2 separate regions of the Homo sapiens genome follow, and region 2 is linked to region 1. The links are chromatin contacts, found by POLR2A ChIA-PET in ENCODE. All regions are on one chromosome and are shown on one strand. Each heading gives the region's core, a stretch centred on a gene start or an enhancer-like site at or near the end of the contact. The rest is flanking DNA. Distances are from core to core; before and after follow the strand shown. Region 1 overlaps ZFHX3 (zinc finger homeobox 3). Region 2 has its middle 17 kb from the start of ZFHX3-AS3.

The links. ChIA-PET counts read pairs that join two places held with the same protein, here RNA polymerase II (POLR2A).
Region 2: POLR2A ChIA-PET joins it to region 1 with 10 read pairs in BJ. The contact joins two enhancer-like sites. POLR2A ChIA-PET finds 5 or more read pairs at or near these places in 5 of 52 experiments (AG04449, BJ, MCF 10A and 2 more).

The regions. Positions count from the first base shown.
Region 1 is chr16:72,988,032-72,992,515 of GRCh38, reverse strand. The region is part of intron 1 of ZFHX3 (zinc finger homeobox 3); the gene reads left to right. Among named protein-coding and RNA genes, the nearest start is that of ZFHX3, 58 kb to the left of the region's middle. Within about 2 kb of position 2,420, at least 26 of the 41 ENCODE cell types and tissues checked have a DNase peak (open chromatin) inside an H3K27ac peak, as active enhancers do.
Region 2 is chr16:73,213,084-73,217,567 of GRCh38, reverse strand. It overlaps a transcript of ZFHX3 not described here. Among named protein-coding and RNA genes, the nearest start is that of ZFHX3-AS3, 17 kb to the left of the region's middle. Within about 2 kb of position 1,932, at least 5 of the 41 ENCODE cell types and tissues checked have a DNase peak (open chromatin) inside an H3K27ac peak, as active enhancers do.

The DNA.
Region 1 (4,484 bases), core at 1,171-3,670:
CCGAGCATAGTTAGAAGCTGCAATTACTACTTGGTTGCTAATTACCCAGCCTCACATTAGATCCGTTTACAGGGAGAGCTTGGAGCCTGTCAGCAAAGGTCAGCCGGAGGTCCTCTCACTAAACAGCCCTCTTGTGATAGCTGTTGGAGGGGAAAGGCATTAATGGGGGAAGGCAGGGAAGCTGGCTCTGGGCTGTAGGATCCTCGCTGTGGGGGATGGGAGAGGCAGAAGTGCTGTTGATGGCTGCAGAGGTCAGAGAGGCTGATAACCCATCTCATAACCTTTCTCAGGAGGCCTGGAGGAAGGCGGAGAAACGCTTTCATTTTGGAGGCTCTGCTCTAGCAAGGAGGGAGATGGATACTTAGAAGAAACTAGGACCTGTGGGTTGGGGACTTTTAATGGTTGACTATGTGAGAAAGATCAGTTCGGCGACAGCCTCTGAGAGTGGAAGAGACCCCTCTGCCCCCAACTCAGGGCATCATTTCTGTTGTTTCTTTGTACTGCCTATACTGTATTATTTGCTTTACATTTTTCTTTTCACGGGATCCTCCGTTATAACCACAAATACCCACCTTAGCATCATCCCGAGCAATTGTGTCTGAGGAATCACAGGCTCGTGCTGGTTGGATTGGCTCAGATAAACATTGACTGGCTAATGACCAGAATGTACAAAGTTCACCCACTCCCACCTGGAACCATCTAGCCCCTGGCCAGTGTTGCGTGGGTGAAACACCCTGAAAAAAGATGATGGAAAAGACACTGGCCTGGAAGTCTGAGTACTTGTGTGTGACCATGGACAAGTCTCTCTGCTTCTCTGAGCCTCAAAAGTGAGAATACGGCCTTTGTTGGATTGCTATGCAAATGACATGAGAACATGTTCTTTGTCTGTATAAATGTTAATAAATATTAATATAAGCATTAATAGCTAACCCCTATTAAGCATCTACTGTGCTAAATACTTCACTGTCTCATTAATCCTTACAACCCTATGGGGTAAAGATGATCCTACACCCATCATATGAGTGATGAACTTGAGGCCCAAAGTCTGTAGCAAATTTGCTGCTGTTAAATGGCCTCTGCGCTGGGATGCCAGCTCAGAGCATATACTCCTAGCCACGACAGCAGTCCCTCTTTATCCTTGGGGAGACATTCCAAGACACTTAGTGGAATGTCTGAGAGGGAGGATAGTATCAAACCCTAGGTAGACTATGTTTTTTTCTCTACCTACATGCCTATGATAAAATTTAATTTATAAATTAGGCACAGTAAGAGATTAACAGTGATAACTAATAATAAAATAGAACAATTAAAACAATATCCTGTAATGACAGTTATGGGAATATGGTCTCTCCTCTCTCTCAGAATATCTTACTGTACTGTAATGTGGGTAACTGAGGTCATGGAAGATGAAGCCTCGGATAAGGGACTGCTATACTATATTATCCTAATGCTATACAGTACATACTATGCTGTGTATAGGACTTCTTTGTCATTAACCCATTTCTCTCTCTTTTTTTTTTTTTAATTTTATTTTTTGAGACAGGGTCTCACTCTGTCACCCAGGCTGGAGTGCAGTGACGCGATCTTGGTTCACTGCAACCTCCGCCTCCCGAGTTTAAGCGATTCTTGTACCTCAGCCTCTCGAGTAGCTGGGATTACAGGCATGTGCCGCCACACCCGGCTAATTTTTGTATTTTAGTAGTGGCAGGGTTTCGCCATGTTGCTCAGGCTGGTCTCGAAGTCCTGGCCTCGAGTGATCCACCTGCCTCGGACTCTCAGAGTACTGGGATTACAGGCATGAGCCACTGCGCCCAGCCATTATTGACCCATTTCAAGGTGTTAGTTTAGTGCTTCTCTGATATCTGCCTGTTGGGTACATTATTAGACAAAAATCGTTTAAAGTGAGGAGAACTGGAAAGAAGAGGGTGCTCAGCTCCTCCAGGGTGGATCCCTTTTAAGATCGCTCAGCAGCTACAGCAAGGTCTTCAGCACTCAGTTCCTGTCTGTTTGTCCCATCCGTGGCTGGGACAGGCCTGGACTTCCCCATAGCTCTCTCCCGCCCGCTTCAAATCAGGGCAAGATCAGTATGTGGTGATGGGGGCCTTGGAGGCAGGGGCACGATGTGTGAGACTGATAACGTTCTTGCAGCCTGAGACATGGGCTTTAGAGCAGTTTCGAAACTCTGTGTTCTCTCTCTTCACAAGTACAATGCGTTTCCCTGGCATTTACAGGCCAGGACCTGGGAGAACGCCGTGTCGTCTTAAACCTCAGAAATTGCCAAGTGACAGTGCCAAGGGACGGGTTTACTGGTTTCCCCTCCATCGGACTGAGTGCAGCTGCCCTTCCCCACCCTCCTGCAGTTAGGGAGGCGTGTCCCTCTTTTGACTGGCTGAGTCAGAAATCAGCCAGGACTTAGCGCTTTTTGATTTGAACAGAAACGGTGGGGGGAAAAAAACCCAAACCTTGTGGTATTTTATAATTCGGGAAAGTTGGTCTAGAGAGGGCCAGCGAATTGGCTGTGGGACCCTGTTAGGGAAAGGTCTGGGCCTCCTGACTCCTGCTTTCTCTTTTCCTGAGCCAGAGGAGCCCCAGGCCTGTGCATGAAACATACTTGACAAAACTAAATTTTTACTGAATTTCCACCCCTTGGGTGCTGACTAACACCACTTCCCCACATATAACTCTGCGTCCGCATAATTAACATATAATTTGATACCTGGAAATTCATGCAGGGTGGAGCTGGAATGGATTACTCAGCTTTTGGCAATTCTTCCTGGGCTGTAGAACTCTGTGTGCTGCATCTTGCTTCTCCTGTTACTGCTAACTCATTTGGCCCATATTCTTCCCACTTATTTCTTCCTTCTGCCCTGGAAAGATGAGTGAAATAAGTATGTGGTATGTTTTTGTCATTGAAGCAACTGAAGGATTGTTGACTTATCCATGTGCACTGTCCACTTACCTAGTATGCGTGTTCTTAGCCTGCTTCTCGCATTGGCTGGTGGAGTTTGATAGTGCCATGGTTTCTTTTTTTTTTTTTTGAGACAGAGTGTCTGTCGCCCAGGCTGGAGTGCAGTGACACAATCTTGGCCCACTGCAACTTCCACCTCCTGGGTTCAAGCAATTCTCCTGCCTCAGCCTCCTGAGTATCTTGGATTACTGTCATGCAGCACCACGCCTGGCTAATATTTGTATTTTTAGTAGAGACAGGGTTTCACCTTGGCCTGGCTGGTCTCAAACTCCTGACCTCAGGTGATCCACCCGCTTCGGCCTCCCAAGGTGCTGGTATTATAGTCATGAACAGCCGCACCTGGCTCTGTTTTAATTTTTTTTTTTTTTTAATTTGAGACAGCGTCTTGCTGTCTTGCCCAGGCCAAGAGTGCAGTGATGTGATCTTGGCTCACCGCAGCCTCAAACTTCTGGGCTAAGTGATCCTCTTGCCTTGGCCTCTCTTAGCTGAGACCACAGGTGTGCACCACCACTTCCTACTAATATTTGTATTTTTTGTAGAGATGGGGTCTCCCTATGTTGTCCAGGCTGGTCTCAAACTCAGGGGCTCCTGTGATCCTCCCACTTTGGCCTCCCAAAGTGCTGGAATTGTAAGTGTGATCTCTGTGCCTAGCCAGTACCGTAGTTTATTTCATTGCCTGCTTCCTCATCAAGATGATGCCATCAGTATTAAAAAATGCAGTCAGTAATTATCAGTGAAGAATAAAGATGAAAAATTATGATGATTTTGCAATTTAAATTTATAGCATATGCTGATGGTTATAAGTTTTGTTGGAGAAATTATTTATTGTGTTGACACATGTATTAATGTGGGGGAATCATGGCTCTTAATGTACATGATACCTGCCTTTATAGATTGAAAGACTGGGTGAACCCTGACCTGTTGCAGGGACCCAGTTAGTGCAATTGAATTCCAATCAGGATCACTTGGAAATGAATCCAGAAATCCGCGTTATTTGAAAAGAAGTGATTTAGAGCAGTGCAGAGGGAAGATTGTATATGGTGTGAGCTCAGAGGAAGGCTGGAGTGAATCCCTTAATCAGAAATGTTTGGCGGGTTCCAGCCTGCATATCGACCCCTCGATGGCCACAGCTTCCTGATCCAGTGGCTGGAGAAGGATCTTGGGTCCGTGTACCAGCTAAGCATGCACCCTTCAGTCAGCTGCAGGAAAGGTGGGAGCGGGAAGAGTAGCTCCGGGACTGGCTGGCTGTTCCCTGCCCTAGACTGTGCTTATGAGCCTTTCAGGTTTTGAGAACTTGACTTTGGAAAGCTTCTAAATTTGTTCCTAGTGGGTTGATGTATTTTGTGGAGGTCAAATTAGAGCTAATGGCCTTAATGGTTTACAGTGCTCCTAAATGGTTCTTAGCACTTATGCAGGCTCGACTGGCCCTGTTGGGCGGGTTTCCAAGTGTGGACCATATTGTTCTTAGGGTATGTTTTTTGCTGAAGTTATTGTTGGGAGGACAGATATGTGCAAG
Region 2 (4,484 bases), core at 683-3,182, 230 kb before region 1:
ATGGGTGTCCTCTCTATGTCTTCTCAAGTTCCCAAATTTACAATGGTCTTAATTTAAAAGTTAAGCCAGGGGATCAATTGCTTAGTGTAGGGCCAGGCTGCCCTTTTTAAAACAAAACAAAAAATACCAAACCCCTGTGGGCCAGTGTGACCTGACTTCCTTATTTGACTCAGATTTTGGTGGGTTGCATGTTGCCTTGTGTTGAATTTCAAAGGAAGGTGTCTGAACTCAAATCGGACGGTCATGTTCCACTTCTCCAGGTGTTGCTGAGGCATACGAAGGCTGCAGCAGCTGGTAATGAGTTGGTGAAAATGAAAAAGGAACATAAGTAGCTTCTTTAGCAAATCCCCTGGAAATGACATGGAGCCTTGAGGATCGATAACATCGACCCATCTGAGGGCTACAGCCCTGCTCCCTCTGACTCATCTGTAACAGTCACAGCCCAGGGAAAACAGCAACATTATTACGGGCAAAACTATGACCAAATCAACTGGGAAAATCAAACTTCAGCCTGCTTTCAGCTCACTCTATTTGGGCAATGGCAGTGGGTCAACATTAGAGCAAGGATCAGGCTGAAATCCTAAGGGAGAACTTAAGTGGACCACGGCCATGCTTTCGGAACATGTCTTTACGACCTTCAGGGATATTTGCACCACTATCTGTCTCCTACTGAAACCCAGACCGTTGTTCAGGAAGCTGAACTCCTGAATTAGAAAATTAGAGGAAGGGGAGACAGAGTCCTAGTTACTTTTTTGAAAGTGTTCAGATAATATTTGAGTCCTTTTTTTTTTTCTTTTTCTTTTTTGCGATGGACTCTTGCTCGGTCACCCAGGCTGGAGTGCAGTGGCGCGATCTCAGCTCACCGCAAGCTCAGCCTCCTGAGTTCAGGCCATTCTCTCGCCTCAGCCTCCTGAGTAGCTGGGACAATATTTGTGTCTTTTGTAGTCAAATGATCTATCAGTGTTTCCTATCAAAATCAGGCAGGCTGTAATCATTGCTAAGTAAATTCAGTTTGTTTACCATAGGTTCATGCTGAGACTACAAAGATGAATGAGTTGACTCTTGACTTTGGAGTTCACAGTCTTTTGAGGGAGATGGATATAATACTAGCGATATCCAGTTTGACAAGTACTGTTGCAGCAGATCACTGGTGGACTCTGGAAACCCAGAGGACGGGAACCAATTCAGTTGGGGAAGGATTTGCAGAGAAACTGATGCTTAAACTAGAGCTGGATTGCTGGGGACCTTGAATGACATGGCACAGAGTTTGGACTTGACCTGTAAGCAGCAAGAAGCCACAAATCAAGGGACTAACATAATCCCATGGCAGTTTTGGAAAGATAACTTAGGTGGCAAGTGTATCTGTCAGCGACTGCCACAATAATGCTGTGTAACAAAGCTTCCCGAAACTTAGCATCTTAAAACAGTAAGCATTTATTTTTCCCTTGTGTATCTATAGGCCTGCTTTGGTTCTTCTGTGCTTGACTGGAATCAGCTGAGCTTGACTCCACATTGCAAGATGGGTTCAAGTTAGTTGTGCTTTCTCATTCTTCTCAGATCAATCACTATCTAGATCATATCATTCTCATGTGAGATCATCTGAGTATAAAAGCATGAACAGAAATATGCAGTGTTTCTTGAGGTCTCCATGTAGACCCAGCATACACATACACACGCACACACACACACGTCCATGCACACACACACACCTCTCTCTCCCCATTAGCCAAGTCAAGTCATGTGATTGAGCAACAGACCAACACAATGAGGAAATAAGTTCCACCTTTAATGCAAAGAACCACAAAGTCACAGGCAAAATGTGTAATGAATAATTCTTATACACAGAGGACATGATCAGTTGTGAACAGTGATTCATTCAGCATCGGGGGGAGGACAAGCTAGGGGTGGAGAAAACACAGCAGTTTGTGATACGTTGAGTATGGGGCCATGTCAAACAGAAGGAAACAATCCATTGAGCAACACAGAGAACTCTTCTGAAACTGCAGGGTCCTACCAAGTTGGCCTCACTCATATATTTAGAACAGGGAGAAAACTCCAGATAGAACATTATTAAATGGCTGGTTGAAACATTTAGGAACTCCCAGTTGAATTATAGTCTTGGCAGCAGCTGCCTTTCAGACCCATCTGGTTTGAATTGGCAAAACTGCAGCTGTGCTTTTTGGTATGGGTGAGCCTTTCTTTTGAGTAATGGGCCTGCATGGAAGGGGTGGAGAAAGGATGAAGCCATTGTCATGAAAAATGGGTAGAGAGAACAACATAGCTACTACTGTTTTGCTTTGTAACATGGAAGTAGGCCTGTGGTTCTGGGCTGGAGGACAGATTCTTGCAGGATTACTGGGTCTCCTCGGCTTCTCTAGAGCTGTCATACCCAGTAGATGCTGTCACATCACATACTTTGGTTATGAATTGGTTGTTTTGCTTTTATGGGACTGGTATAATTAGTTTCACATTTTTAATTTATAGCATCAGCTAAGCTTTTTAATCCGTTATTTATGGCAAAGAACTAAGAACTAAATTGCCCCCTGCCCCCTCTACAGAAAGCATTGCAGTTCCATACTTTGTAATCAGTTGTTTGGCTAAGCCTTGTGGCCTTCTTAAAGGAAAAGTTTTCCCACAGAGGAGTTGGTGTGGTTTCTTTGGATTTCTTCACCCTGAATCCTGGAAACCCTGAACAACAGAAAAAAAAAAAAAAAAAAAAAAAAAGGCCTTCAGCATTTCAATGGAGTAATGTTTCTCCAAAGCCCTGCTTTAGAAGAAAGTGAAGCTGGCAGGGATGAGAAACTCATGCCAGAAAATTTCCATTTGAAGAAAGGCTCTTGTGTTGAGTTGTATTTTCTGTCTTGAGCTTCCCCCCATGTAGTACTCAGGTGTATCATAACTGAAACCACTAAGAGATCTCGAGCACATGGGAAGTGAACTCAGATGTCTGGGATATGTGTGAAGAGGTCAACACCATGAATCAAGGGTCATGAAGATTAGACAAGTGAAGAACGAAGCAGAGGGATAGACTCAGAGAGCATCCTGGTCTATATCTAGTTTATTTAACAGGGCTCTGATGCATCTAGTCTGGTTTGAAAGAACAGCTGGGAGATTTTGGAATCTTCCTCCTTTTTTTTGCAATGAATTGTATTGAAGGCCACACCGTAAGTCACCGAAAAAAAAAATTCACAGTCACACTGTAGGGCTGGAAATACAGGGCACCCCATAGCTCACACTTGGCTCTGTTGCTGAGATGGCATGAGGAGAACGTGGACTGCATCCAGCCTGGTAGCCCCAGTGGGAGCCTGAACTGTGTGTAAGCTACAGTTTAGGCTTTCATCCCGACTTTGACTCTTGGCCCAAGCCCATTTGAGCTGGAGTGTTGAAGGGTTAAAGATGAAGCACTGGGCTGTGCGGAGCAGTTTCTATAGGACAAAGGGGCACACTGACACTGAGCTGGGGTCCTCCCCCTTCCCCCTATCTAGGCTGAGGGGTCTCCGTGTTTACTGGATGTTAAATAAATACCGATTGAATCATATGTTTAATGAGGTGTATCAAACATGTAATAAGATACGTATCTATTAAACAGTTGTGAAATCTTGGTAAATATGTTCTTAATAATAAAGGGTGCAGATGGCTTACAGATTGGAGCGGGGAACAAAGACCAAAGCAGCTTATGGAAGGAATAGGAGAGCCATCTTCTGAAAACTGAGAGGACAGCTGATGTTCAGCCAGAATTTGAGACATGTATCTGCACTCAACTGGAGCAAAAATGGGACCCGGGCCCATAAAGGAGAAAGCCAGAAACTTCAAAACCTCAAGACTAGGAGAAACAGCAACTAAAATTAAAGACAGAAAACATGGCTATTCACAAAAGCATCACCCGTGTTTTAAATACACCTTCAAGTTTCAGCAGTAAGTAGTTCTTATTATCATGCACTTACCCCCTGAATGTCCCCAAACTGCGGGGACCAGCCAAGTATTAGAAAACAAAAGAGTTACATGAGATGTAGGTAAAGGATTATTAACGTGTTTTTCTTTCCCTAAAAAGTGGTAATTATCATATTATATTGCAAAATGCTATTGAAGTTACCTCAGCAAACTACTATTGAAAACCGATCTCTTTCTCCTTGCACATGTGGGTCGAGCTAAGTTCTGGTTAGTTGTGATTGTTTGCCAAATAATTGGTGCTTACAGTTGAGAGAAAAGAGAAGGAAAGGAAAACTTGGTGAGGCAGGGTGTCAAAGTAAAATCTGAAATAAACACAAAGCCCATGACCCCGTTTCCCAACCTTTCTCAAGTCATTGCACACAATAAAAGTGATTCTGTTTGTTTGGCACACTGGAGTAATCAAAGGCTGGGTGCTATCAGCCCAGGGGCTCTGATCCCTCAGGCCTTTCCAGATGATCTTCAGGGCTAAAGAATCCCTCTCTCATCATACCTTTTGGGAAGCTATGTCCTACGCCATATGGAGAGACACAGAT